Linked DNA regions of Homo sapiens: region 1 is linked to region 2. Evidence: read pairs that join two places in POLR2A ChIA-PET (ENCODE). Cell type or tissue: B cell. All regions are shown on one strand. Links, peaks and the distances in the headings refer to the core of each region. The heading gives the core; the rest is flanking DNA. Region 1 overlaps FRY (FRY microtubule binding protein). Region 2 has its middle 65 kb from the start of FRY-AS1.

What was found. Peaks named below come from ENCODE experiments on the same cell type or tissue, not always from the same donor. Only the 100,000 strongest peaks of a DNase experiment are listed, where the experiment ranks them.
Region 1: POLR2A ChIA-PET joins it to region 2 with 7 read pairs; 3 of 35 experiments call an interaction of 5 or more read pairs at or near these places.

The regions. Positions count from the first base shown.
Region 1 is chr13:32,035,499-32,046,285 of GRCh38, forward strand. The region is part of intron 1 of FRY (FRY microtubule binding protein); the gene reads left to right. Among named protein-coding and RNA genes, the nearest start is that of FRY, 9.1 kb to the left of the region's middle. In B cell, for the core only: no CTCF peak of the experiment used is centred there; no DNase peak of the experiment used is centred there.
Region 2 is chr13:31,961,554-31,972,340 of GRCh38, forward strand. No RefSeq gene overlaps it. Among named protein-coding and RNA genes, the nearest start is that of FRY-AS1, 65 kb to the right of the region's middle. RefSeq lists an enhancer at 4,152-4,261. In B cell, for the core only: no CTCF peak of the experiment used is centred there; a DNase peak (open chromatin) is centred at 4,308; H3K4me3 peaks cover 441 bases; H3K27ac peaks cover 2,808 bases.

The DNA.
Region 1 (10,787 bases), core at 3,643-7,642, 75 kb after region 2:
AGCTATTTTCCAGGAGAGAAGGGCTTGCTGTATACCATTTCACAGAGCTGGTGTGTGAGCCCCCACACTAATCTGAAAGCTCTAAAGGGCGTCCTTGTGTCTCTGTCCACCCCAGGATGCCTGATGAACACACAGGGCCCAATGAATGAAGGTACATTCAGAATCTGTTCAACACCTTGCTCTTTCCAGGGCAGTGTGAATCCTTCCTATAACATATGGCAAATCTTGCTACACCATCGAGGGAAACTTTTGAATGCCCATTAACTCTTTCGCATATTTAGAATTTCATTGACAAATGAACTGCTCTGGGGAACTGAACAATCTCTTTGCAGTAGGAAGGTGTTGGTGTGCATTGTGAAATGTCTAATGTTGCTGTAGAAAAATCTTGCATCACTTAGGAGCATCAGATTCAGCATTTTTCAGGTATGTTGTAGTGAGTTAAGTTGTAGTGATAAGCCCAGGATCTGTTCAACCTAGAAATACTGGTTAGTATGAGGTCAGCTCTGGGGCCAAAGAGAAAAGTCATGTGCAAGTGAGGTTAGAAAACATCTCAGATTCTCTGCAGAGCAGTGTTTATTGATGCCTGTTTATGTTGCAAGTGTACCTGAAGGACACTATGAGAAAAGCTTAAGAAAATCTCAAAATTAATTTCAGTTTTAACCTCTGTATAGACTTGGTTGAAAGAAGTGGAAAACTAAGAAGGTTAACTGAGTTGCCTAAATCCAGCAAAGGGGTACAGATCAAGTGCAAGCATATTTAATTGGGTTCTTTAAATAGAGGAAGTACCCAGCACTGCTCCAGGCAATTAGAAGGAGACTTACTCCAGTGTCCCATCCACACCCTCTCTAAGGCCACGGGGTCACTTCTGCTAACGTAGTTTACAGCTCTAAGGAAAAATAAAACCCCAAATCAACATCCATGTTCTCAAAATAGAAAGGATCTATCCCTGGGCTTATGATTAAGACAAATCAGAGGGTTTTTTTTTTCCCATTCAAATGCATGAACAGTTCTTGAATAACAATAACTGCCACTCTGTATAAAATACTATGCTCCATGATTTATATAGAGGGCAACCACAAAATTGTTTTTCCCAACTGTGACACTTTGGAGAGTGAAAGTTAATAATTATGCTGAGACACTGGGTGCAAACCGGGACTGCCCTCAGCAAAGGACGCCATATGACCACTCTGTTTATTATCTTCACTCTTTCCAATAACCCTGTGAGTTTAAGTGTCATGCACATTTTCGATGAAAAAAAAAAAAAATCAGGACTTGAGATAGAGATTTGCTCAAAGCCAGGATGGTAGTAAGCTCCATAAACCCCTCCCCCAGTCCAGGTGATAATTGCATTGTTTGTTTTAATCACTCAAAGGACCAAAGGATAAAGAACACTGTGAGGAACTTAGTGCTTTATAGGTACTTTCATTTTTAGTTTTGTTGGCTGATGTCCCTGCCAGTTCTTAGCCTTCTTCACCCTCTCTCCTTCCCTCCCTGCTCTTTGTCTCTCTGTTTCTCTCTCTCTCTGTTTTACACACACACACACACACACACACACACACAAACACACACACACGTGCTGGAGAGCACCATCCCCTCAGCATAGGCCTATTTGAAAGACCTTAAGTGTTCACAAGTCTTTTCCGTCTATTGCAAACAATACATAGACAGTTCTGTGCCCTATGATCATTTGATTAAATGTATATAGACATTCACAAAATAGGATTATAGTAATAAGGCACATTTCTTCTGTTAGGAGTATTTTATGTGTATTTTCCCTAGTTTCAAAAGTAAATAAAAAAGCATGAATGATGTTTACTTTAGAATGGTAGTTTGCTTGCCTTGCTGAGCGTTCTCTGATATATTGTTTTTCTGTTTAGGAAACAGTAGCAAATTCACTAATTGTCTTTAGCAGTGAGATCAGGGAGAATATTTCCAGGGATAATGGAAATCTATCTATAATTCAGGTATCTCATTTACTTGATAGCTCTGGCCTGCTCCATCATAAAATCATGTACAGGACTGGCAGCACCAAGATAAATTTTGACTTACTTGCCTGCTCTTGAATGCTGCTTGATGAAGTCCCAACAAGAATTGAAAGAGAAAAGCAAACAGCAGTAGGCAAGAAGAGATGACCCGGATAATTTTACAATCTGAGAACAGCTGAGACATTTGAGAAAGTTGCCAATATTTAGAGGTTTCAACTGATATAACATGCAAAGATTCTCCTATCCTACCCTAAACAGACAGCTGTTTCAAAACATTTTAATACCCATGACTCAGTAGTTTACTTTTGGGTACAGTTTAAGGAGTCAAATAGGTTACATATATCCTAATCGTCTTATTAGTAACTTCCATATTTCTGAGTCTTATGTGATATTAACACTGAACTGGTGTCAGATGTGAGTTTGGGCTAATGAGAAATGACATTTTACTATGTTAGGGGCTGTTCTGTAGACTAATAGACAAAGATATAAGCTTTTTATGCAGGTTCTGTTACTGGTACTAAACCTTACATTTATTTAGTGCTTTGTAGTTTGCTCAGCACCTTCAAACACATTACCTCATTTGACGAGTGAGATGCACTGAGTATTAATTAGCTAGTTTCTTCTTAAATGCTCCTGGTTTAGAATAAGACTTAATTCTTCCTAAGTTCAGTTTGTGTGGCATGAGATACCCACATGGCATCATGTAGGTATATTTTGAGAAGTTTCAGATCAGATTTAAATGAACAAATAATAATCTTCGTCCATGGTATTTACCTTCATGTAGAACTTTTAAAAAATGCAATATAGCTTGGTATTTATCACTTAAGAAATACAGAGGTAAGTCTGTCCAAAAACATATGTATTACGATTTTCCGAATTTATTTGTACCCTAGAATTTCTCTTAGTCCTCTTTTTTAAACATTTAAACATTTATAATTTTTCTTAGTGCGGTGCCTTCTGGAAACCATCCACCATTTGCACACTACCCCAGTGCAGAAGATTTAGCAAGTAACCAGTTCCTGGAAACGCGAATGGCATTTGTGGAACAAGATAAGACACAACTTAACCTCATTTTCTTTCATACTAATGTCTTTCATTTGATAGATGCCATTCATCATATTCCTTTTAACATTGCTCCATCACTGAACTGCCAGCTATGTGAATAAGAGAATGCTTTCTCTTTCTTTGAGCTGAAAAGGTTGCATCTTCTAGGCTTGGAGAAACAATGGGAATGGGCTTTTCCATAAGACCATCTTTACTTACCTTTCAGTGCTGGATTATACTGCAAATCTTACTACCTAAGCATTAATTTTTCTTGGTTATTGCTCCAACATGCAACAGTGTCAGAGAAGCAAGGCAAGCACTATTTAATACCTGTTTACTGAGCATCAACTAAGCACAACACACACTTTGTTTTGGGAGCTTCATAAATGCATCCCACCTGGATCCTTCATCCAGGCTCTCAGAGCTTCCTTTCCTTCCTTGTTCGATTCAGAATTCAGTTACATTAATGCAGAAGTTTCCAGGACTTCAGGGATCCTAGGGAGAGGTATCCAATGATGTTTCAGAGACAGAGTAGGCCCTAGAAAATTTTATTGTGGGAGAATGTGTTTGATAGATTCTGTTGACTTTAACTTTATGGATTTGTACTTTCACTACATCAGAGAACCATCAGAAGTACAGGCAATGGTCTGTAAGAACAATTTCAAATATTTCTTCTAGCAGATGGCTGAAGGAGAAGAGGAAATGTAAGCTATTTACCCTGGAACACTTGACCAGATTTCAGAATATGGGGCAGCAAGCATTTCAGACAGGCATTCCTTACATTAGAAAAATGTGAAGAGGAGTTGCCATGTTTATCAGAATTTTGCAATGGGACAAATTTAAAGCCAGTTGTCTTTCATCCTGAGTGGTTCTCTCACTCTTCAAAATACTTGGGTGATTACAGAGAAGGGCTATGTCTGTCTGTCTCTCTCTCTCTTTCTTTCTCTCTCTGTCTCTCTCCCACCTCCCCCCCCATACGTGTGTGAGAGAGAAAATAAATTATATATTTCCGTAAGTTAAATTTAATGATCAGATATCTCACCTATATTCTTACACTTTTCTATTTTTCACAGAATATACAAGCACAGGCATTTAAATGTTAGTCACCCAAAACTCCAGATGCTAAGCAGTGAAAGTTTATATTCTGCCAGCATATCAGACTCTGTAATGAGTCTGATTTGGTTTAATTCCTTTCTACTGTTTAGTCATTTGATGAGCTGCAGATGGAAATTTAAGCCAAAGCCATAACATTTCAGCTAATACTTTTTATGCTGCTGTAAGAATTTGTTGTCATGTCAATTTAAGAGAGTTGAAATCTTTTTTGAGAAGGCATTCAAATCTGCATTAAGTGCTTTTATCAACTCTAATTTGATATACAACTCTGACTGCTTCTGCTGTTCTTAATCAATTGCAAAGTGCAAAGTAATTTAGCAGTGGAAGACAGCTTTGCAATTCCAGGATTTCTCAGCTAATGCCATAAGCACAACATTATGGAAATATACAATTAAATTTACATTAAAAATTTTTCCTATGCTTAAGAAACACGAGGCCAACTTCTTTGAGTTTAGCCTTAAATAGGTAAATATGTATTTTGGCAGCCATGAAAAGAATAGGGTATTAGATTAACTAGGGCAATACTTTGGTAAAATTCCATTGGAATGTTATGTTTATGCAGGAGAGATTTGGCCAATCAATAAGATGGTTTATTTTGTAAGTCAAATCAATAAAATGTTTGAACTGTATAAATACAAGATTGGGTTTTTCTTCTCTGTTTTTCTGTTATTTTTCTGTGTGTGACCTTGGCTTTCTCATTCTCTCATTTTCTTATACGAAAGGAACAAACCTGACACTTGTCTGTCACTGATTAATGTGAAGGGTTTTGAATACTTCCACTGAAAAATGAGGTTTCGGTAAACATCATGATATTCATCAGTTATTTCTCCTGCACCATTAAAGCCAGACTGAAGGAGACTGAGTTGTACATTATTGAACTTGACTGATAACTGGTGGCTGGATCTCAAGCCTAACTTTCTAAGGTTGGTCAGCTTCTTGGACTGGCTTGCTTTTCAGTATTCTGAATAAGAAGAAGTTGTCACACTACACAGCCTATCAGGTTCTTTCTGTTGTTACTTTTTGCAGTTAAATCACTGTATATCTAACTCAGTAAATCTGAACAGGATTGTCTCCAATATGAAGTGCCAGTATTCTTGGTCTGGACACAGGCATGTTTTTTTTTCTATAAAGTGAGATATGGTGTTTATGGAAATTGCTGGCATTCTGAAGGTTTTTAAATATATGATGATACAGCTAAAGGATACTCTCCTACATTTCAGTAGATATCATGTTTCAGTTAACCCATGATGAAATACGAAAGGTCATAAGAATGCAAGAGGCTGTTAGAAAATCTGTCTGAAACATCTTTGGTTCACCTTTACTTAATGCCTACAGCTTAGGTAGAAAGCTCTGTGACAGCATTAAAGAATTTTAAAACGAAAAAGTTGCTCTAGGTGAACAGATTGCCTATGAACATAGCAGACTGTAACCAGTGAGTTTACAACTCGTGTTTACAAGTAAGAGCACCAATTAAAAGACAAATTGAAGTTTTTCTTTTTAAAAAAGTCTGCTTTTCAACTTTTAGTTTATGAACACTACATGTTTAACAAATCTCCCCTAAAAATGAGGGCTTGCAATTGAATGACAACATGGACTTAGCTATAGTATCACTTGTTCTAACACCCCTAAAATTAATCTTCTGCTTTTTTTTTTTTTTTTTTTTTTTTTTTTGAGACAGAGTCTAGCTTTGTTGCCCAGGCTGAAGTGCAGTGGTGCAATCTGGGCTCACAGAAACCTCTGCGTCCTGGGTTCAAGCAATTCTTCTGCCTTAGCCTCCCGAGTAGCTGGGATTACAGGTGCCCGCCACCATGCCCTGCTAATTTTTGTATTTTTAGTGGAGACGGGGTTTCACCATGTTGGCCAGGCTGGTCTTAAACTTCTGACCTCAAGGGATTACAGGCATGAGCCACTGTGCCCAGCCAGTCATCTACTTTCTTAATGAGAAATTCAGCTTCCTTAGGGAGTTTTGAGGGTCACACACTGAGTGTTTTGTTTCACTTTCCTCATGATTTGGTGGTGGCCCTGAGGCCTGTTGTCAGCTTCTCTTCCAGGTTGAGGGTGCAAGACAACCTGTCTCGCTTCTGTTTTACTTGATTGAATACAGCTGCGAGAGAATAGGAAAATCAGAGATGTTTTTGTGTCTTGCCTGCTGATTTTATGTTTCATTTATAAGAAACCGCCAGTGCTTATCATTACAGGAAAGCTAATCCTAGTTCATGCCAATTGAGAGATCAATTTTTGAAGGTGTTTGAAAACCTGGCCCATTTTCATCTGGCAGAGTAAACTACTTTGTTCTCAACTAACAATTTAAAATGTTTGAACTTTAAGAAAGATCAAAATTATAAGTGAGAATGAAGATTCTAGCACATTTTAAATATCAAAAAATCCATTTTATCTTAGCTTCTTTTCCTTTATTTTGTTATCTGTTTTGTTAACCATGTCAATCCTTAGCACCACTTTCTAGAGGGGAAGAGGAGTGGACATTTAAATTATATTGTCTACCATTAGTCAACCACTTTATGAAAAGAAGAAAGGAAGAAGGGAGGAAGGGAGGGAAGGAGGGAAGAAAGGAAAAGAATCAGAGGGAGAAGAGAGAAAAAAATACAAACTGGAAATGATTACTGTAGGATTTTGAAATCAGTGACTTTCATTTCTAAATCCCTTGTTACTAATCAGAATTCAGTAACATGCTACTCACAGGTTCAGTGTTATGGTTATTACATAGAACATATTTTTTCCATTTAGTAATTTGAAATGGGTGCCATTTTAGTATACTTTTGCTATAAATGATAGAATAACCTCATAAGGGCTGAAAGAGTAAAGACTGTTAATTAGCTTGCCCAACCCACAGCCTGGAGATGGGACTGTTAATTAGCTTGCCCAACCCACAGCCTGGAGATGGGAGGTTCCAGGTGGGCTTAGAAGCTCAAAGACCTAGACCATCCAATCTCTGGACTGGTCACACTACATGATCACAGGATGGCCACCTCAGTTCCAAATATCTTTGCTTCACTTAAGTCAGGAAGGAAGGAGGCCCAGGTTAGGGCTTTCTTGTAACAAGAAGATTATTTTGATAAAGGTCTCAGCAAACTTCCTCTTGCTTCTCTCTGATAGGAACTGGGTCATATGCCTACCCTTAGACCAGTCACTGGCAAAGTTGAATGGAATAGCCAAATTGACTTAGATGAATCATGGTTCAGGCCCTGGCACTGGGCTGGGTACACCTTTTGTGAGACAAGGGACTTATACCTGCCACCTGAACAAAACAGAGATTCTTGTACCAAGGAAGAATGATAGGCAACTAATAGTGCCATTAAGTAAAAACTACAATGGTATGTATTAGTCTGTTTTCACACTGCTGATAAAGACAAACCCTAGACTGGGCAATTTACAAAAGAAAGAGGTTTATTGGACTTACGTTTCCATGTAGCTGGGGAGGCCTCACAATCATGGAGGAAGGTGAAAGGCACACCTCACATGGCAGCGGCAAGAGAGAGAATGAGAGCCAAGTGAAATGGGTTATCAAACCATCGGATCTTGTGAAATGTATTCACTACCACGAGAACAGTATGGGAGAAATTGCCCCCATGATTCACTTATCTCCCACCAGGTCCCTCCCACAACATGTGGGAATTATGGGAGTACAATTCAAGATGAGATTTGGGTGGGGACACAGCCAAACCATATCACGGTAGATGACTATTATTAGAAACTCAACATCTGTTGTTGTATAGCATTGCATTAAGGGCAATAATAATAGCTGATCTTTATAAGCACTTATGAAGTGTCAAGAGCCGCATGAAGTGCTGTATATGTATCATTTCCTCTGGTCTTTACCATGACACTGTTTTACACATGTGGAAAGATGAAGGAACCATTTGTAAGTGATGGAGCTAGGATTCCAACCTAGACTCTAGGATAAACACTATATTATGTGGCCTCTCATCGTCATTGGCAAGATAAAGATATTGGCTACCAGCAGGTGAAATTGATGAACCTCTAGTGGGAGTAGAGTTATATTGATATGTACTTCCTAGCAAGTTACCACAGAGATATTTGTCAAAAAGCAGCGGCAAAGTCTTGAAAGTAGCCCCCACCAAAAAATTCTGTATTGCTTTGCCTTCAGTTTCAAAAAAGGAACACTTCCTCATGTTTTCTTCATTATACTCACTCAAAAAGAAATGGAGTCTTTCTATTGCTTTAAAAAAGAAAGCAAATTATAAGAAATAATATTTTTAGATCAATCACTTGAGCCCCTTAAGATTATACCCAGGCCAGGCACAGTGGCTCACACCTGTAATCCTAGTTCTTCAGGAGCCTGAAATGGGAGAAGTGCTTGAGGCCAGGAGTTTGAGACCAGCCTGGTCAACACAGTGAAACCCCATCTCTTTTGTTTTTAAATAAATTTTAATTTTAAAATAAGACCAAAAAAAGAAAAAAAAGGAATATGTAGGTCTATTGAATTATGCTGTTAGGTTAAAATTAACAAGTTCAATATTTATTTGTTTAATGCTATCCAACAATAGTAGATGAAATGCCCTTAATATTTCCCTTAGATACCAAAAGAAAAAAATGTTTTTCTGTTTTCAGATATTTCCATTTCATGTGGAAATAACAGTATTTTCCAGTAAGGTTTATATTTTAATCTTATTGTTCAGATTTAGCTATTAATTTGAAAGGGCTTTATCACTGACTCACTTTCCCTATTTACAGCCTCCCTAAGCTAGGTATCGCAATGGTTAAATAAGAATAGCTAGCATTCATGAAGGACTGCCATGTTTCAGCCACAGTGCTAAGCACTCTCTCATTTAAACTTCCTTACATCCTATTGAGGCAAATACCATTTTGTAGAATAAAAACCAAATGCTAATAAAGAAATAAGAGACATTCACAATCAGTAAGTGATGGTGCCCAGATTCCAATCTGCTTCTGTCTCTAGAGCCTCTCTTCTTGTTGGCAGCCCAGTTAGAGCCACTCCCGCCCCACTTTTCCTCTGCTCATTTCCCACCAAAACATCTGAAAGAGCCAGATGCTTGCTTGCTTGGCCTTCAGTGCAAGCTTCTGACTGCTATCCCAGTTGCTGGGGGAACTTCTGGAAAGGATTTTCTTCCTGGAAATAAGAGAAATGCATCTTTTGCCACCCTGATAGACTTGCTGCTTCCAGCCTTTGGACATAGTTTGTGTAGGTGGCTGAAAAACAAAATCAGAACAATCATCTGAGATGATTTTAAGCTGAACTTGAGCCAAGTTCCTGCCCTTAAAAGAAGAGTGTCAAGTGAAAAAGATCTATATAAATCAATAATTGCAGTAAAATATGACCAGTAATCAATCCCATGCAATGTTAATTGTGTATATGTGGGTAAGAGTGACTGTTATTTGTACATTATTATACCCGCTGGCCCCTAAGGCCAATTTTCACTATTTTTTCCCCATATTGCTGATATATATCTCCAAAATAGGATATTTTCTTATCAACTTGCTGAACCTGTGACTTCATCTCTCTCCTCCAGGACCCCTATAGGGCTTAGTTCTTCATCAGTAATGCTGAATTTCGCTATTAGTCAGTCCTAGGCAAGAAACTAGACTTTTTTTCAACCCTTCATTGTTGTTCATCCAAATTGCTGCTAAAACTTGTCTTGTTTTCTTCCTCGAATGACATCTCCCACATCTGGATCTTCGTCACCATCACCTCTGCCAAGGCCTGGTTCCAGGTCTGCATCACCTCCCATCTGGAGCACTCACAATTCCTTCTCACTGGCTATCTGCTGCTACTGCCTTTCCAGGACAGTCTTTCCTAGAAGTCCTTCCCATAGCTTTGAACGTTGATCTCCACCTTTTTACTCTTGTAATTGTGCATCAGCCTCCATAGACAGGGATTGCATGACAAATGCTTTTGGTGTCAATGGTTGCAAGCACACTGAATAATTAAAATTTCATCGTGAACTGGGAGTGATCATCTAAATTAATTTCATTGGCGATGTATATGCAAGCCATTTGTTTTGGTAGATTCAAGAGTTCTGTGGGATGCAGAAATGGACTGAATCTTTGACCTGTAGCCTATAATCTAAATACCAGTGATATCATTGGAGTATTAGTCACAGTCATTGGCCAGAGATGAGGTAGGAGTATTACTGTGGTACTACAAACACAATTTAAGTTAAAAGGAATAACATCTGCTACTCTATATTTTTATGCTGGCGAGATTCAAACAGGCTAGATTTGACAAGGCATAATGTAGAAATTGAGGAAAGGCTTGCTGAAAGTTAAGACCAAAAGCTAAGTATAATGCTCTGGTTAATATATTAAATGAGCTCAGGCAGAGGATACAACTACTTATGAAGTGTACACACTCCAGTGATGGAAGACCCACTCAACAATTCTCAAGTGTCCCTCGTACACAAAACAACAGCCATCAAACTGGCCCAATGAGCTCTTTAAATATCATATTGTTCTGCCAAACAAGGCCCTTGTTTTAGGGAGTGACTAAGAGACTGTCACTTCTTGGGCCAGGAGAATGAAAATGCTCTTCAGGCTCTGGGAAAAGGATAGAGATAAATTGTGGATACTGTTCCTAGGACATCCCTCTCCATTTCAGTCTATGTCTGACTGGCCTGTGTTTTATACTGCAAGATGACAACTCAGCTG
Region 2 (10,787 bases), core at 2,290-6,289:
AGCCTTACTCCCAAGCCCTTCTTCAGACCTATCATTGCACATCTGAAACCAATCAAGGTACCCCTCATAAACCAAAGGACCACCTGAGACTGCTCCCTTTCAGCCCATGGTTATCATAAGGGTCCATGAGAACCATCTGCAAATCTTGTTAAAATTTCAGATGCTGGTTTATCAGGTTTGGGGTTGGCTGAGGAATATGTATTTTTAATAGTCATGATTTGATTCTGTTAGAGGGATCTTCAGCTTATTCTTTGAGAAACTCTGTAGTCTAACAAGACTCATCCTCTGCAGAAGGCAGTTGGAGTCCAGAGAGCATTTTTTTTCTCTTTTGCATATACGGTAAACCTTAGTCCAAACAGAGCCCTGGAAAATATGCATGGTGATTGGAGTTAAACATCCCTGCATCATCCTGTTGCTCAGACTATCTTGCTTACCAAAGACCATGCTCTTTTTAGAAGCTCTATCAATTAAAACTTTGGTACACTCATCAGGAAGGGATAAGACTCATATTTCTCCTGTCTTAAGAGGATTTCTCTTGCTATGAAAATGGTTGTATTCACTTGAACAGGCACAGTGACTGGTTTAGTTAAGGGACATAGAAGATAAAACTTGTTTGGGGACAACCCAGGGAACTTAAAGGATCAGTGAGCAAGACTATCTTGTTAGCAGAGTTCCACATTATTTTATATTTTTATTAATTAATAGTTTGTGATAAGTTCATATGTTAATTTGAGTAACAGCATTACTCAATGAGGGTAGCTTTTTTGCAACTCATTTTACATTATAGCTTTGTCCTTTTTGAAAAATAATTTAATTACAAAAAATCAGAAAACTGATTGGAGGGTGATTATCAAGTGTATAAATTATCCATACTATGAATTGATAAATTTCCTTATATAAATGCATTTTAAATTATTCATTTTATAAAAATGAGATGTATGCTTTTCAGGAAGATATCAACTCTTGTGTGAATAAATAAATATCTGTATTATTCCTAAGAAGTTTACTGTCTTTTGGCACGCTTCTGTCATTTTTCTGTCTTAATTATTAGCTCTTTGAATAGAAGAGCTAAGTTTTCTATTTTTTTCCTTTCCTTGACACATGTATCCAGTGATTTCTGCCCACAGTGGGTGCTCAGGAAATGCTGATGCCCTTCATCCCCATAACTATGTTATATTCTCCTCCTTCCATTAATAGTGTGTGAATCTAACTAATAATTTACCCACCTAGTGTGCCCTGGATTCTTCCTTCTAAAGTGGGATAAAAATAATAGCTGATCCCAGGAATGTCTACCATCCTAAAGACTCCTGGAGTCTAGAACTGCATTCCTGAAGTAGTTCTCTCATCCACTGGTAGATTTTCTGTAACAATCTGCCTTTTTTTTTTTTTTTTCTTGATAGTGTCTCTCTCATGTTTAAGCTTTTTTCGGAATCAAGCCCACATTCTTCAGCACGGCATTGAAGACTCAGGAGCCCTCCCAGTCTGGCCCCATGCACAGATGGAAGGCTTTCTTTCCTGGTCCTTATCCTTCTCTGCACAATACTCCAGTCACACCACACCATGGACTGCTCTCTGACCCTCATGGCATTCCAGTGGCGTTATGCTCTCATACAGCCTTCCTCATTTGCCCACCTTGCTTGTCTCTGACTCATATTCTATTCCAAGGCTAAGCTCAAATGTCATCATATCTCTCAAACTGTCCCTCACACTCCCACCCCCACATGATTTAGTTGTATTCTGCCTTTTGTTCCACAGGTCTTTGTACATCATGGTATTATGGTGTTTAAGTCTGTACATATGTATTTGTATTGCCATCCCCAACCCAGGCTCCAAGCCTTCTGAAGGTAGAAAACTGTATCACATAAATGAAGAATGAATGAATGAATGAATGAGTAAATATTTAGCCTATCTGTCTGAACTGCCTGCTCTGTCTTAGCCATTGGAAACATGCTTAGAACTAAATCATTTTCTAAGAAACAATAGTCTTCCTTAGTATTAATTTTATATTATTTTTCTCTCTTCTCTCCAAGCCCTTATCACTTGGATTCTTGCTATTTTACTTTTGCTTTAAGATATCCCTGTTGTCTTATTAACTACTTTGAGTCCTACACAGATTTATGTAAGTGAGAAATATACAATATCCTATGTACCTCACCTGAGCTAAATAAAATCATTTTCCATCAAAGGAAGCATCACTGTTTTCACTTCTCTTTTCCTTACTATATTTTGGATAAAGATGATGTAGGCTTTTCATGCGCCAATCAAGTTGCATAATGTTTTTGAGTCAGTATTATTTACCAATTTATCTTGCTTCTGCATATATTGTTGGCTATGATTATATGACAGTTTCTCTTGTCTAACACACATTTACAAAATCAAAATTTTCTAATTCTCTTTAGTTTTGCTGGTGTCATTATGTATGCCATAGTTGCAAAATTGTGTTTTGTGCAACAATATAGAAGAATAAAATACAAAGGATGAAAAGAGACTCAACAAGGAGAGATAATCTTAAACTTGTCATAAAATAAAAGTGAATTTCCTAAAATTATTAATATGGTGACAAGTATATACAAATTTTGCATTAAATAATTGGGTGTAAATTCTTAACCCTAAGAAAGCTTATTGAACGATGGCTTTTTGATGTATGGAATGGATTGTTTACCAAATGAAGCAACATAACAGATATCTCTGGAATAACCAGCTTTACAGCTGACAGCAAACTCCTTAGGCCAAAGACTTTACATGTTTGGCACATTGTACTTATTGTACATCAGTGCTGTTTAAATATTTAATAGCAGTTGCTCCCATACCTATTCCTGGCTGGTCTAGCCTTCCTGACTTGTCATGTTCGTAATCAAATATGTATTTCTACATTAATCATTTGGGGTGTGGTGCCACTTTTAATCCCAGGTGGGATGATGCCATCTTCTGAAGGCTTGGTTGTGCTCTGGGTGACTAGAATAAAGATAATTAGCTATGAATATCAAACATTACTTTTTCTTTTTCTTATTTAAAAATATGTTCCTTTTTAGAGATAGATTCTTTGCGGAGTGAGTGTATTTTTTTCTAAAGATGAAGTAGTCACTGTTTTTGAAAATACTCTAGGACCTGGGCTTCATCATCCAGGCTTTATAACTAATGACGTGACCTGACCTCTCTGGTCAGTTTGGTTATCTGTAAAGAAATCCTCCTGGGCTAATTGCAAATGTTTCCAGCCCCAGAGTTTTAGTGTTATTGCCTATTTCCAGTTGTAATATTTGTGCTTATTTACTTAGAAGAAATAAATTAGTTTACTTTTAATTTTTACTGGGGAATGTAAAAAAAAAGTGCTCCTACTTAAATGTTTAATCTGTTTTGTGATTTATTTCTTTAAGGGGAATTTACCCAATATTCATTATATAGAAAAAGAGTCATGGCAACATATGAGAACTCCAAAGCATATACATATAGAATAACCTAGCTATTTAATTATGTAAATTTTAAAAGAAAAACAAAATGTAGTGATAGAAAAGAACAAAATCTCTTGGATCTGGAGAACAAAAGACTACTAATTGTGTGAACTGTGACCCTTGGGTTCTTTATCAATTAAACAGGAATCTTTCTGTTTACCAGAGAACAAGAAATGAGATAAAGACATGAAGATCCATTGTGACTGTGGACACTACGATAGGGGAAAAGTTTCTTTTTAAAAAAATTTTAATTGTTGTGGGTACATAGTATATGTTTATATTTATGGGGTATATGAGATGTTTTGATATGGGCATACAATGTGTAATAATCACATCAGGGTAAATGAGGTATCTTTCACCTCAAACATTTATCCTTTGTGTTATAAACAATCCAGTTATACTCTTTTAGTTATTTTTAAACACACAATTGAATTACTATTGACTGTAGTCACACTGTCATGCTATCAAATACTAGATATTTTTGTGTAAAGATAGTGCTAACAGACTGATGCTTTGTTTTCTGGCAAGGGGAGTGCCTTCATCTTCATCCACTCACACTTTCTCTCCTGACCTCTCTTCTGACTTTTGCCACAATTTCCTTATGTCTGGCCACATTTGGAGTTACCATTTTTGCTCATGCAAAACAATATTTGTTGTTGTTACAACAACACTAATCAGCCCACAGAAGGATTTAATCGTTATTTGTTTTCATTAATAGCTTCTTCCAGACACCCAGGTGTATCTGCCAAAAGTGAAGTAGTAAAGGCCCCATGAAAATGCTATACAAACCCTTTTAATTTTACTGACTTTGACTTCCTTTCTTATCGGGGAATTCCCAGTCTCCGAAGTTTTGTTTATGCATGCTGCAGTTTCCAAGGGTGACTGCAGTGAACTGGAAAAGTTCTATTTGAAGCCACTTTCACTTGTATGAGGTTAAACAGTCATTCAGAGAAGTGAAGCCCAGTTAGGTTTTTCTGCAGGAGCACCTGAAGGTTCTGCTTACACTAAATCTTTGGAGTTAGGTAGCCTTCAACACCTAACAGCAACTACTGTGCTTCCCATTACAATTATTTATGCCTATGTTACTTTCACATTTAAATTATTAGTATTATATATCAATGTGTAGATACAATAGGGATAATACCCAGAAACATATAAGCCATGTGCACAATTTTTCTTTTTCTTTTTTTTAGAGACAGGGTCTCGCTCTGTCACCTAGGCTAGGGTACAGTGGCACAATTGTAGCTTACTGCAGCCACAAGCTCCTGGGCTCAAGTGATCCACCCACCTCAGCCTCCTGAGTAGCTGGGACTACAGCTGTGCACTACCACGCTGGTTTTTTTTTTTTTTTTTCTGTAGAGATGGGGTCTCACTATGTTGCCTGGGCTGGTCTTGACTCCTGGCTTCAGGTGATCCTCCCACCTTGGTTCCACAAAGTGCTAGAATTATAGGCATAAACCACTATGCCCAGCCCATGGATGCTATTTTTAAATGTGATGTTTTATTTATCTCTCTAAATATCTTTAAAAATGAATACTTCTTCCAAGGAGTCCCTGAATACTAATTTTGACCTTTCCATCATCGACTAAGATCATCTTTCCTTATCTAATCTTCATTTTTGTGTTAGTAATACTTGTAATTTTTATTGTCCTGATCTTTGCTCCACATTTTTCTCCTCATGACTGTAATTCATAGAATCATGCAATAAATCATTTATTCATTCTGCAAACACTTTTTGAGTACCTATTACCTGCCAAGCACTGGTCTAGATCTGGCTCATAAGTATTGAAGTCTCCTGCTATTGTTATAGAGCTAACTGTTTTTTCCTTCAGTTCCATCAGTGTTTGCTTCATATTTTTTGGAGCTCTGTTATTTGGTACATATATGTTTATATTTTTGGGGGGGGTGTGGTGTGGATTGATCCTTTTATATTTTGGGATGTCCTTTTTTGTCTCTTATAACACTTTTTGATTTAAAGTCTTTTTTTGTCTAGTACTAATATAGCCACCACTGCTCTCTTTTTGAAGCTATTTGCAGAGAGTAGCTATTCTCATTCTTTCACATTCAACCTGTGTGTCCCTCCTAGATCTAAGATGAGTCTCAGCATATAGTTGGATTCAGTTTTTTATAAATCCATTAAGCTAATCTATGTCTCTTAATTAGGGAGTTTAATTTATTTAAAATTAAAGCAATTGCTGATAAAGACTTGCTATTGCCATTTTGTTATTTGTGTTTTGTAAACCTTATAGCTATTTGTCCCTCATTCCCTTTTGCCTTTCTTCTTTTGTGTTTACTTGATTTTTTTTGTAGTGACATGTTTTGATTGCCTTCTCATTTTCTTATTGTATATTCTATTTTCCTAGTGGTCACCACGGGGATTACAGTTGTTATTTCATCAAATAAGCTCTCTGTCTTTTTCTCTATCTGTTCTCCTTCTGGAACTCTCATAATGCCTATATTAGTCCACTTGATGGTGTCCCATAAATTCCTCTGTTTCTGTTTATTTTTCTTCACTCCTTTTTCTTTTCTTAATCAGATAATAATTTCAAATAAGCTATCATCAGGTTTACTCATTCTTCTGCATGTTCAAACCTGCCGTTGAACCCCTCTAGCAATAATTTTTCCTTTTTTTTTTTTTTTTTTTGAGACGGAGTCTTTCCCTGTCACCCAGGCTAGAGTGCAATGGCGCGATCTTGGCTCACTGCAACCTCCACCTCCCAGGTTCAAGTGATTCTTCTGCCTCAGCCTCCCAAGTAGCTGGGATTACAGGCATGCACCACCACGCCCAGCTAATTTTTTTTTTGTATCTTTAGTAGAGATGGGATTTCACCATGTTGGCCACACTGGTCTCAAACTCATGACCTTGTGATCCACCCGCCTCAGCCTCCCAAAGTGCTGGGATTACAGGCATGAGCCACTGCACCCAGCCTCTACCAAGTTTTTCATCTCAGTTATTGTGTTTTTCAACTCTACAATTTTTGTTTGGTCCTTTTAAAAACTTTGTTGACGGTCTCATTTTGTTCATGCATCGTTTTCTTGATTTTATTTAGTTGCTTGTCTGTGCTCTTCTTTAGCTCATTGAGCATATTTAAGACAGTTGTTTTAAAGTTTTTGTTAAATCCAAGGCCTGTGTTTCCTTTAGAGTCAGTTTCTTGAGATTTAGTTTGTTCCATTGAGTGGACCATGTTTCCCTCTTTTTTGTATGCCTTGTGACCTTTTGTTGAAAATTAGGCATTTGAAAGAACAGCCTCCTCTCCCAGTCTTTGCAGACTGGCTCTATGCAAGGGAAGACCTCCAATAATCAGCTTCTCATGATATCTCAAGGTCCTTTCAGATTTTTTCTGGAAATGTCTCTTCCAAGGGCCGGCACATGTGCTTTCCCCTCCAGTTTCCCTCTATACACAGATGCTTTAAATGCTGTAATTTCTCTAAGAGTCTCACTCTGCTTCTTCTCAGGGCCTTAGATGTTATATTGTATTCCTCTGCCCATAATATTTTGCCCACAGGTGCAATCTCCTTGCAGCTCAAAACCCAGTACTCCTGCCACTACTTTCAGCAGCCTTCAATTGATATTTAAGTTATGCTACTACTCCCTTCAGTGCTCCTAGTCAGGTCAAACAGAAACCAGTCCCTTGGACAGCTGCCAGACAAGCCATAAGATTGCAAGCAAGTTCCACTCTTTTTCTTCTTCCCTGAGAGAGGAAGTGGGACTGGGTGGTATACCGTGCTATGTTGGGGAGTAAGGTGACAAAACGTCCTGTTGTCAAAACAATGGGACTCAAAAGTTTGGTGTTCTTTTGTTTTTTTAGGTACTCACTTGGTTGCTGCAGCTTCTTAACTGGTTTCTAGAGTTCCTACAAGGCTACGTTGGTCCCTGGGTTTCTCTTTATATAGTGTTTCTATAGGGAAATGAGGGCCTATAGCTTCTAGTCTGCTATCTTGCTGATATTACCCTTGCTCATAAGTAACTCATAAATCAGGGATAAAGAAAGATATATAATGAGAATGACATAAACAGTTTTGTGTTTAGAATAAAATAACTCTTAAGACTAAATACTCTTGTACAAAAAGAATAATAAACTTCAGAACCAAAGAAACCATTAGAAACTCCTCACATATTAGATTAGGCGAGAAATGGTAAAGGCTTAAACTAAGACAGTAGTACATACTCAATAAATACTCAGAAGGTGCAATTCAAAGATTCAGTAGTCTATTGGAAGCATTGGCCAGGGATGTGAAGATGGAAGAGATATGGAATAAAGAAATAGACGAATAGGTTCCATTAACTCTGTGATTTTAGATAAGTTACTTAGCCTTTGTGAACTTCAGTTTCATCATCTATAAAATAGGATGGTTGTGAAGGCTAAAAGGATAACACATTTAAGTGCCTAGTAGATAGTAGGTAACTAATAAATGCTAATTTCTTTTTTTAAATATATCTACCTCTGACCAACGTATCTAGATTATGCAGTTTATTGGATGATCATGCTACTCACTGAAATGAAGAATAGGGAAAGCACAAAACAATCTTTTAAATCTTTGGGTTTTTTTTTTAACTCCTGTGCTTCAGTAATAATACACATTAGACAGGTTCTATATAAGGAGCTGTTTGCATTTTTGTTTATCTCTCTCAAACCAACTGTCCCAAGCATCTTAAAATTATTATCTGATTCCCAGAACATTCCCCTTAAATTGGGCAGTGTGCAAGGTCACTTTTTGCACTCTGGTTGGCTCCAGGCTATTCAATAAATTTGGAGTAAAGTGATAAAAATAATTTCAGTCTCCTAGCTCTCAAGCCAATGTTTTGTTATCAACTCTGAGACCTTTTAAGAATTCTGTGAGAATCTTCTCCAAATGGCTCTAATTTGACAGATTTACAGCCATGTAAATATATATGTGCATTCATGATGACAGTTTAAATGTTGTAAGTAGAGTTTATGAAAGGAAAATTGAAAAAGGAATTTCAAATAGCCCCCTTTTCCCCATTAAGGCACTGACCGTTTTATAAAATCATGCTTGCATAGGCTAAGATTCACACTGCTATCAATACTAGGGAATGTAAGTTTTCGTGCAACTGCTGTTTCATATGGACTGTATATCTAACTTAACAAATCATAATGTAGGTTTTAAAGAATGAAACGAGCAATTTTAAAACCTATTCTAGTAACATTATTTTTAGAATAATCAGGATAATTTAACTCTTAATAAATAATGCAAGAGTTATGATCTATGCATCAAATTTTAAAAGATCGTAATTATGTATGCAGATATTCCATTCTGATAGGATAAAAATCTATTGGTTTATAAAATGTGAAAGCTCAGAATTTGGGATAATTCAGGCCTCCAGCCAGGGAGTGATGTGAGCAGTTAGTACAAGCATACCCTGGGCTCTTTCCTCTATGTCACACCCCACCCTCCCACACCACCAAGAAATGGAATTTTCCACAGTGGTGTATTTGATTTGTTATATGTTTTGAATTATTTTCAAGAAGAACAGAAGCTATAAAAATTTCAAGTAGAATCATCTAGTTTTTTTCTCCTCATCCTTTTGCTGTGATACATATCCTGAGTCTTATTTCTTATCTTGTGAACTAGCCAAATATGTCAGCAAAATGTCACCTCCTATAGAGAAAGTAACAAAGACATATTTTTTGGTACAATAAAAATGACAAAATACAAATGGAATTCTTATTATAATTCATTCTTACTCACATGGAGATATTTTTGTTCGGCAAAGTCCTGATAGCTAGAAGACACAGCTGTTCACTGGGTGATGCTTCAATCTATTTTAACATGTGATATTGTATTATTCAGAGATTTGACTCGAGAACAGCATAGGACTGCATTTCTAAGAGATGACACATGGACATGCACAGACACAGATAATAATTTTGCCTTGTAAAGCCTCATCTCATAAAAGGCCTGGCTCAGATGATAAGATTGCTCATGAAGTCCTGATGTAATTGACACAGGTGCCATCTAGGTGATCGCTGACTTCCCAGACTCATGGGCTTCACCACCTTCGGGTGCCTTTCCCCACTCGGTGCAGTCCTTCCTCCTTCCCTGTTCCACCAATGCCTTCCTTGTCCTAATTAACTCCAAGACTCTTTCCGAACATGGCTTAGGTGTGAGCCCTTCTGGGAAGATGCCTTGGGATCCAAGCTGAGTTAAGTCTCCTTCAAAGTACTCCCTAGCATCCTCTGCCAACCTTGGTTCTAAGGTTCATTCTCATCTTCGTTCTAGTCATTTGCCTGTGTCCCTCATTAGACCGTGAGGTCCTTGAGGATAAGTACCACCTAATTTGCCTTGTTATTAAGAACACCTAGAATATTGTCTGGCACCTAGGCAGGACTCAGTGAGCATGTGTTAAATGAATACATGGACAGATGAATGAATGATTGCATCCTGATCTGTAAATGGCATACTGCCATGTGTATACACGAGTAACAGCTAACTCTCACCAACTTCTTTCCGTGTGCCAGGCACGGTGGTTGGCTTCTTAGTAATATTCACTCATCTAATCCTTCAAATAAACCTTTGAGATAGATATCTTTATTTTCTTTGTTCTGTGGATAAGAAAATGGAGGCAAAGAGAGTTAAAATGACCAAGACAGCACTATGCAGGCAGATTTCAACCTTTGATTTGTTGGGCCCTTTACAGTCAGGCTACACTTGAAGTTATATGGCTGCTTATTATAAAAATGTGTTGAAATCACGAAGGCTGAAGGAATAGCTACAAATCTGTCTTTTACTATACTCTTAGTGCTAGTGGAGAAAAAAACTACATAATTCTTAATACAACTCTGTGAATATTTTGGTTCATTTTCTTCAATTATTTTTTTCACATTTAAAGTATATTCTTATTTCCTGTATATGTATATATAATATTTATATTAACGCTATATTATATTCATACTTGCATTACTGCATTGTCTCCATAACCATAATAGTTAATGGTGTGATAATATTCCATGTCAGTTGATATCTGTAGCCAAGTACCTGCTATTGGACATTTGTTTCTCTCTAACAATGTTATGATGAAAATATTTGTGTGTATGGGGAATTTTTGTGACTTTTCCTTCACTTTTCATAAAGGAATTTCAGAATGAAAGCCACGCTAATTATTGAACCATAAAAGAATCCAGAGCCCAGACATTCAACACTATTTCTGTAATTTCTAGAGGTGCTGTATGAAGAAGTAAAGATTGATTGTGATGAGTCCTTGAGTTGACCTTCATTAGCTGGGTAATCTGCCTTGGGGAAATGCCCCAGATCCAACAACCCAGAGTACAGTCTGAGGAAGAACCCATAGTTTATTTCACATTATAATACAGAAAA